Regions from separate parts of the Homo sapiens genome. Here region 1 is linked to region 2. Evidence: chromatin contacts called from ENCODE Hi-C data. All regions are on one chromosome and are shown on one strand. The core of a region is the stretch at or near the end of the contact, and the rest is flanking DNA. Distances in the headings are between cores, read along the strand shown.

Evidence for each region. A loop is a pair of places that touch in the nucleus more often than their neighbours do. Pooled maps may share reads with other maps.
Region 1: a pooled map shows a loop between it and region 2 (2.7-fold over the local background). The contact joins two enhancer-like sites. A Hi-C loop is called at or near these places in 3 of 37 single-sample maps with no recorded cell type and 3 of 50 pooled maps.

What each region holds. Positions count from the first base shown.
Region 1 is chr7:128,106,653-128,111,194 of GRCh38, reverse strand. No RefSeq gene overlaps it. Among named protein-coding and RNA genes, the nearest start is that of MIR593, 27 kb to the right of the region's middle. RefSeq lists an enhancer at 2,723-2,802. Within about 2 kb of position 2,239, at least 7 of the 41 ENCODE cell types and tissues checked have a DNase peak (open chromatin) inside an H3K27ac peak, as active enhancers do.
Region 2 is chr7:127,414,691-127,419,346 of GRCh38, reverse strand. No RefSeq gene overlaps it. Among named protein-coding and RNA genes, the nearest start is that of ZNF800, 24 kb to the right of the region's middle. RefSeq lists an enhancer at 1,649-1,898. Within about 2 kb of position 1,831, at least 2 of the 41 ENCODE cell types and tissues checked have a DNase peak (open chromatin) inside an H3K27ac peak, as active enhancers do.

The DNA.
Region 1 (4,542 bases), core at 990-3,489, 690 kb before region 2:
CTACAGAGGAAGCTGTTTGCCAGAGAGCTGCTTCTGTGCTGGGCTGCCCACTTCCCTCCTACACCTGGTGCAAATGAGAAGTTCAGCCAGCATCTGAGCCCTCAGCTCAGAGTCAAGGTTTACACCCAGTTCTTCTCCTTCCTTCTGCAGGAAAGAGCCAGACAATAAGAAAAAATAGGAAGAAAGGAGGTTGAATGAAAGAAATCTGAGCCTTTCAGAATGTGCACCACCTGGGCAGAGAAGAAGAAACAGAGGTGACAAGTGGGAAGACCTCCGGGCCTGAAATTCCCTGTCATGCTGCAGCTCCGGACCTGCCCCTACCTGAGTGGGGAGCAGAGGGGTGGACTGACACCTCAGACCCCTGGGCAGCTCTTGGCAAACTCACATGCTTGTCTTCAGCAATCCTGGCTTCATTTGGGGCTCTTTTCAAACCCAGGGCCTTCCCTGGGGAACCCAGGCCCCTAGCATCCTACCCACCTTCAGTAGTTGCCACACACACACACACACACACACACACACATTCTCTCTTTCTGTCTCTTCTCAGACATGTGTCTCATTCCCTTAGGCCTTCTTTTCTCAGCTTTTCAGGTGATAGGGAGCTAATCCTACCAACAAATTCAAACCAACTTGAGAGCTAATGGCTGAAACTGTTAATGATCGCTAACAAAATGAGTCCTAGGGGCGGGGTGGGGTGTGTGTGTGTGTATTTTGCATTTCTGTGCAGAAGTGTTGCAGGAACTCAGGGACCCCGAATGGAATGACTGGCTGGAGCCGTGGCAGAGGAACATAAATTGTGAAGATTTCATGGACATTTATCAGTTCCCAAATAATGCTTTTATAATTTCTTATGCCTGTCTTTACTTTAATCTCTTAATCCTGTTACTTTCATAGGCTGAGTATGTACGTCACCTCAGGACCACTGTGATAATTGTGTTAATTGTACAAATTGATTGTAAAACATGTGTGTTTGAACAATATGAAATCAGTGCACCTTGAAAATGAACAGAATAACAGCGATTTTAGGGAACAAGGGAAGACATCCATAAGGTCTGACTGCCTGAGGGGTAGGGCAAAAAGAGCCATATTTTTCTTCTTGCAGAGAGCCTATAAATGGACATGCAAGTAGGGAAGATATCACTAAATTCTTTTCCTAGCAAGGAATATTAATATTAATACCCTGGGGAAGGAATGCATTCCTGGGGGGAGTCTATAAACAGCCGCTCTGGGGACGTCTATCCTATGTGGTTGAGATAAGGACTGAGATATGCCCTGGTCTCCTGCAGTACCCTCAGGCTTACTAGGGTGGGGAAAAACCGGGCCCTGGTAAATCTGTGGTCAGACCAGCTCTCTGCTCTCGAACCCTGTTTTCTGTTGTTTAAGATGTTTATCAAGACAATATGTGCACTGCTGAAGACAGACCCTTATCAGTGGTTCTCCTTTTTGCCCTTTGAAGCATGTGATCTACTCCCTGTTCTTAGACACCCTCCCCTTTTGAAACCCTTAATAAAAAACTTGCTGGTTTGAGGTTCAGGTGGGCATCACGGTCCTACCGATATGTGATGTCGCCCCCGGCGGCCCAGCTGCAAAATTCCTCTCTTTGTACTCTCTCCTTATTTCTCAGCTGGCTGACACTTATGGAAAATAGAAAGAGCCTACGTTGAAATACTGGGGGCGGGTTCCCCCGATACAGAAGAGGCTTTAGCTCAAAGAAAGGAACCCCTGATGCTGGCAGCGAGACATATTTTTGGATTGAGGGGCTTTGTCAGAGCTCTGGATGTGTCGCGTATGTTGACCACATATACACAGCTGCTGCTGGGTCACCTCCAAGTGGCCCAGGCTGCCCTTTGCCCTACACTTGTTGGGACACAGGCCTTTGTCAACCCACCTGGGAACAGGTCTTGGTGGATCAGCGTCTCAGACAGGTCTAGCTAGGTCACATTGACATGCCTCGGGATCTATTTATTACCGTTTCCTCCTGTTTGCAAGATGAAACAACTCAGTAACACGCCTACCCAAGGTCACACACAGTACAGCTTCTTTGATGGAAGCCCAGGTGTGTTCTGTCTCTTGAGTCTAGGCTCTCTTCTTTTTATTTAGGGGGCTGTTTATCCTTTTTCAATGCCATTCCTCTCCTCTCCCTCTCCTTTCAAAAGCCAACCATTCTAAAGTGTTTTGGTTTGTAAGAGTGCAAAATGGTGTGTGTGTGTGTGCATGCGTATGCGTTTGTTGCCTGTGAGTGCTATTTTTAACCTATTTGAGTGGTTCAGAATTACAAATCTCACTTCTGTCTTCCTCTTTCTACTCAGCTCTGCTTTGAACTCTTGCATGCTCTATGTGAACCACAGTTTCCTTCCTGCTACTGAGTCCCATGGTTTGCTTCTGTTGCATCTTACCCAACCAGTCTCCCTGGAGTGGGCCCTCCATCTCCCACCACCTCAAGGAATATTGCTATAGATGTCCTACCCCGTCCTTTTATGAGAGCATGTGAGGAATTTGCGGGGGGTACATGTCAAAAAGAGACATGCAGAACCTCAGGGTGGGCATGTTCCGCACTTGCGTCAGGACTGCCATCTCACCTGCCTCCAACCCATCTACATGGCCTCATGGAATTCTTTTCCACTGTATCATGCAGGCTCCCTAGCTGTGAAACAGAGCACAGTGTCATGTAAGATTGTCAAAGCTGACACTGAGTATAGGTTGTGGTGAGCCAAAAATGTGCGATGAGAAAACCTACAAAGTTGCACTATAGAGACATAAAAATTACAGCCATTGGTGTACTGTTCTATTTTTGCCAAATGACCAGATTGTTTGATCATTCCCAATCTGTGCCTATGCTGGCAGGCTCCCGTTTGCACATCCAGATTGGCCCTCCACCCTGCTCTCTGCCCTGCAGGCAGATCTGACTGGGTGGCACCAGCAGACTCCCTCCATCTCTGGCTTCTGGTTGGTGATGGCTATGGAGAGGCACTGGCAGGGGACGAGGGAGCAGTATGGAGAGGCGCTGGCAGGGGACGAGGGAGCAGTATGGAGAGGCGCTGGCAGGGGACGAGGGAGCAGTATGGAGAGGCGCTGGCAGGGGACGAGGGAGCAGTATGGAGAGGCGCTGGCAGGGGACGAGGGAGCAGTATGGAGAGGCGCTGGCAGGGGACGAGGGAGCAGTATGGAGAGGCGCTGGCAGGGGACGAGGGAGCAGTATGGAGAGGCGCTGGCAGGGGACGAGGGAGCAGTATGGAGAGGCGCTGGCAGGGGACGAGGGAGCAGTATGGAGAGGCGCTGGCAGGGGACGAGGGAGCAGTATGGAGAGGTGCTGGCAGGGGTGAGGGAGCAGTATGGAGAGGTGCTGGCAGGGGTGAGGGAGCAGTATGGAGAGGCATTGGCAGGGGTGAGGGAGCATTATGGAGAGGCGCTGGCAGGGGATGAGGGAGCGCTGGCAGGGGATGAGGGAGCAGTATGGAGAGGCACTGGCAGGGGTGAGGGAGCAGTATGGAGAGGCACTGGCAGGGGTGAGGGAGCAGTATGGAGAGGCGCTGGCAGGGGACGAGGGAGCAGTATGGAGAGGCGCTGGCAGGGGACGAGGGAGCAGTATGGAGAGGCGCTGGCAGGGGACGAGGGAGCAGTATGGAGAGGCGCTGGCAGGGGCGAGGGAGCAGTATGGAGAGGCGCTGGCAGGGGTAAGGGAGCAGGAGAGGAGAGCAGGGCTTTACTCCCCTGGCTCCTTTCTCCCCTCAAAACGTGTCTCATTCACTTAGGCCTTCTTTGCTCAACTTTTCAGGTGACAGCAAGCCAGGTCAGCTGCCTGATGGCCCTCATGCAGCTCCTCTCAAAGGGTGCCATTAACTGTGTCCAGTCTCTGCTACTTCAGGCCTCTGGGTGGTAACCACTGCTCTCTCTTGCTGGCCCCGGGTACTGTACCATCTCTTGTTGATTTCCCTAAACTCTGCCCATATGCTTTTGTGCATATTCCTTTATTGAATGGAATGTGTTGTGTTTCCTGCTGGACCCCTGACTGATGATATAGTATCTGATATGTTAAAGGAATACATAAAATGATGGGCCAGACTACATAATATTTAAGGACAGTTTTGGCACTAACATTCAGTGTCTGAGGACAGCTACCACGTCCTGTAATATGCCTGTCTCAGTGCTCCAATCAGAAACATGACCTGGGCTGGCACCTCCCCTCTAGGACACACTTGTCTTCAAACCTTCCCCTGTGTCACCTGCCTGCCTCCAGAGTACAGTGCCACACTCCCCCCCACCCCAAACTCCTCCTCTGTGGCCCTTCAGCTCCCTGGATTGACCTTTGCCAGAGCTTTTCCCTTCCCTGCCTGCATCATGACTGTTACAAAATTGTGACAGGGTCCCAGGCTCCCAGCACAGTGCCTGGCCCATAGCAGATCCTTGGTGTTTATGGAGTGCTTGCTGGCCCTAAGATATTTTCTCTGAGCCCACCAGGATCTTCCCTGGCCCAATGGAGACAGTGACCAGCATCTGTCTGGTACCTCAGCCACCCTGTCCTGGACCCATGGCTTGTTCTACCTT
Region 2 (4,656 bases), core at 582-3,081:
GCATTAATGATTGCCTGACCAGTAACTGTGCTTGTTAAGACACATTTACACATAGTCCATTGGCAAACCAATTATTTTATCATTAGAATTGGGAAGAATTCATTGGCTTACCTTGGCTTGGAAGCTATTACAACAAGGAGGTTCTCCTAGGTATGAAAGAGATCGTGTTTAAACGAATGCCAGCCTTAAATTTCTTGAGATATACTTGGTGCTCAGCGAATGTCAACTTATTGAATTTATTATTCATTCTATCAAAAAGTCCCAATTTGTTGTGGGTATAAACATGAAATGGTTTTATTTTTTCAAGTGATGCTCTGTCTTTGGGTAATGGGCTCCTTTGAGGCATAATAGTGCACTTCCACAACTTTGAAGACACACATTTGTTAAAACAGTTTATTAAACATGTTTTAAGATTCAGTAGTATTTGTTTTTAAGTATTAAACTCATGCTAGGCCCAAATCTCTATCCACCCCCTCACATATACCAGTAAGACCTCTGGCTCTAGGCTGCTTGGTACTGATAGTGATGGTGGGGACAGTGGTGGTTGTGGTATGGTAGTAGCGGTAGTGTTGTGGTGGTGGTGGTGGTGATGCTGGTAGTAAAGGTGGCAATGATGTGGTGGTGGTGGTGATGGTGGTGATGATAGTAGTGGTGGTAGTGGTGGTGGTGATGGTAGTGATGGTGGCAATGGTGTAGTGGTGCTGGTGCTGGTGGTGATAGTGGTGGTAATAATGGTGGTAGCGATGGTAGTGATAGTGGCAATAGTGCAGTGATGGTGGTGGTGGTGATGGTAGTGGTAATGGTGGTGGTGGTGGCAGTTGTGGTGGTGGCAGAAGCTGGAGTGGTGGTTTGGGCATGGCTGGCAGGAGTGTGGAGAGAGCACACAAAGTGGATACTATGTGAGACACCTCTCTTCATCCCTCCTTTCTCACTGCTTCCCCTCTGGTGCTGGGGTGGGAAGTGAGTGGGAAAGGTAGAAGCAGAGGTCTTCTTACAGAATGACTTATGGTGAGGTAGTAGTTTCCACTCCATTTGTTGTGACTGAGTTACTGATTCTCTAACACTGACTGGTGCTTAACACATTTGCATTTTTGGTAGCAAGCGCATACGGATTCTCTGAGGTGCGTTTGTTGGTTCCTGTAAGGGTGCTAATAGGGACCTCGTCTTTGCATAGTCCCTGGCATTGGGGATCTGGCTTGGACTCCACAGCTATCATGTCTGCAGCCCCTGTCCCAGTTGGTTCCCGCCACTTGCCTCTTGCTGTTGGGGTCCCATTGGCTCTTTGGCCATTGTTCAGTGGAGTAGATCGCTAAGGATCAGGCTCCTTTAGCAGTGTCATCTTGGCCCACAGGCATCCAAGAATCCTTGTTGCTGCTGATAGTGGAAATGCAGGTTGCCCCTCACAGGCAAACCTCTAAGATCTATCATCAGTCTGTGAAGCAGCATCAGGCCCTTTGCTAATCAAGTTCTTGATCCACTCTTAGATAAGACGCTAGCTCTAGTCCCTAGCTTAGTTGAGGTTGGGGGAGTTTGGGAATCCTCAATCTCTCTGATGAACTTTCTTTGGCTTCCTAGAGGTAAAGGAAGAGAATAGCCTCATTTTAATACAAGTGTAGCCTCCCAAATTGTGACCTCTCCTCTCCCAGGTCTTTCCTCCTTAGTTCTTCAAGAATGGTGGAGCCCTGTGGGATAGTATCTTGGCCCTCAGCAGCTGCAGCTGTGACTCAAAATGTGGGGATTTTCTGGATCTTCTTTTTCAGCAGTGGCTCTGAGCTGCCAGTTCTGTCACTCAGAAGAAGGCCACGCGCTTGCTTTCATTTTGTTACCCTAAGTAGAAATAGAAAATGAAAGGGTTGGATCAGATGGTCTTGAACATCTCAACTAACTTTGAGATATGAAAATCACTTGCTAAAAAAAGAGGATGAAACCTCGAGAAATAGTTTTGCTAAAGAAAGTGTAATATTAGATTTTACAGGGCTGGGACTACCAATACGGTAGGTAATGCTCCAAATATAATCAGAATAGGTGGCTACTTGAATAACAGCTTTTCATTTGTTGGGTGCTCTAGGCTAAGATTTATGCAGTCCAGTCTCTCATCTTTACAACATACTGCAAGGGGGTACGGCGGGGGGCGGGGGTGGGTGGTTACTATCAATTCCATTCATTCCATGGATGGGGAAATTGAAGTTCAGAGAAGTTAAGTGGTTGTCCAAATTATGCAAACCTCTTGACTAACAGCATCAGGAGCATTATATTCTCATTCCAACATTTGTATTATGCCGTACAAAATACTCTTCCTAAATGTGTAAGGGTAGTCTAAGTTTATTTGGTAGCAAATAAACTCAAGTACACAAACTCAGCACAATAGAAGTTGATTTCTCTCTCACATGACAGCCCTGGGCAGTTGTTCAGGTTAGTGGGTGGCTCCCCTTGAAGACAACATGCCAGCTCCTTTAATCTTGTGACCCTGCTATCTTCTAGCAGGGCTGTTTTTTAAAAGTTAAATTTACAAAATTTAGGTATAATTTAGATATATTAAAATTCTGTCTTTTTAAGTGTACAGTTCAATGAATTCTGACAAATGTATACAGTTGTGTAACCACTATCACATTCAAGATATAGAATATTTCCATTGCTTCAAAAAGTACTCGTGTGCCTCTTTGTAGACAGTCCCCTTCCTTCCTCACCGATTTCTGTCCTGATAAGTTTGCCTTTTCCACAGTGTCATTTAGATGGGATCACATAGTAAATAACCTTTTTTTTTTCCTGTGTAGATTTTTTTCTCTTTAGCGTAATCCTATCAGGGTTTCTAAACTTTTTGTGTCATGGGCCATGTTGGGAGGTCTGGTCAAGCCTCAAGATTTCCTTCTTGGAATAATGTTTACAAATGCATAAAATTAAATGTTAAGATGACATAATGAAAACTATGTTGAAATATAGTTTTAAAAATATTAAAAGATCTAATTTGTCATGTATAGTATGTGCTTTTATTTCATGCTTAAATAATAATTAGCAGTGGATCTAATTATTACTCTAATATCATAGTAGTGATGAAAATACATTGTATTTTGAGATGTCTGCAGCAACTGTAATAAAATATGACAGCACTGGTGATTTTTATTGGTTAAAGAGTCAGTTACTGCTCATCACACTGTGCTTTGTTGCTTATATTAATAGTGAAAAGAAATGCTACATCCCAAATACAGATTAGTGAAATAAAAATTTAAAGATTTTTCTCATCTAAATCGTAGAGTCCCTGAATTCTATCTAGAGAATTTCTGGGGTTCCATGTGCCCCAGTTAAGAATTCCTCTTTCTAGGGCCCTGTTATCACCTACAACCAGTCTAAGAAGGGCACCGAGAAGCAGTTGTGGGAGATTTTTCTGGGCCTGGCTTTGAAGTAGCATATGTCATTTCTGGTCACATTCCATTGGAGAGAAATCAGTCATAGGACTCCACCTATCTGTAAGAAAGTCTGGGAAATCTAGTCTATTCTGTACCCAAAGATGAGATGAATAGATTTTGGTAGCTAGCTCATGGTCTCTGTGACACTAACCTTATTCCATTTAGCTGTTAGAGGATACCACCTAATATGAGACGATCATAAGATGGAAAATGCATGGTTTTGTACAGTTTAATGATAATATCATTTCTTTAATGATAAAGTAAGTCTGAAACTCAGGACACAAATCTGGATCTTCTCACTCCAGATCTTCTCACTCCAAATCCTATACTCTTTGCAGGATGTTTTGGTGTCTCTTATGATGACACATGATTGAAGAAATACCACAAAGATCTACTTGTATGAAAACATTGTTCCCTTTTCTGTGGAGTCCCTGCACCTGGGGTTTAATGCTCTGTGGCTGCTGTCTTAAAACTTCAATAATTTTATATTTGATTTTGTGTTTTGCAAGTGAAGTCTGATAGGACAACGGAGCATTTGCTGGAGACATGGGGCCTAGACTTACCCAAAGTGCTGCCTCCCTACCTCCCCTGGACAGGTTCTCTGGCTGCCTGCTCTCCAGCCCCTGGTGCCCTAGGCCTGCCCTGCTATCTCCTTCCTAGTCTTACCTATGACCAGTGCCGCCCTTTGCCTGGGCCAGGAACCAGGTCCCGGGTGCAGGTGCAAGGAGGGCCAGAATCTGGTGCATGCCCTGTGGTATCTCAGGGCAGGACAAGGTGGCAGCTGTCTCCATCACAAGCTTGACACCATTTCACATTGTGAAATGACACAATCCATTTCACAGGTGACTTGGTGGAATCCTCTTGAACACACCCGATCCAGGCACTGAGCATATATTGACATGAAAGTGACAGTCCTTTGGGGTTGCCTGTTGCCCCGGGGTTGGGATGCTGACCATGGGGCCCTGCATTTTCATTTTGCACTAGACCTTGCACATTATATAGCTGACCTTGCCTGAGATTCCCAACTAAAGCCACTATGCTGAATTATATAACAGGGCCATCCCCATTGTCTCCAGAAGTTCTTTCTTTTTGACACATAGATTTACCTAGAAGGTATGGAAGGATCCTGGGTAACTCCTTTATCTGTCTTCCACTACCACATTAGTATGGATCGATTCATGATTTTGCTAATTGTGATCAAAGAAGGCAACTTAGTCTGATCCTGAGGAAATCCAGGGCTGTCAGATTTCTG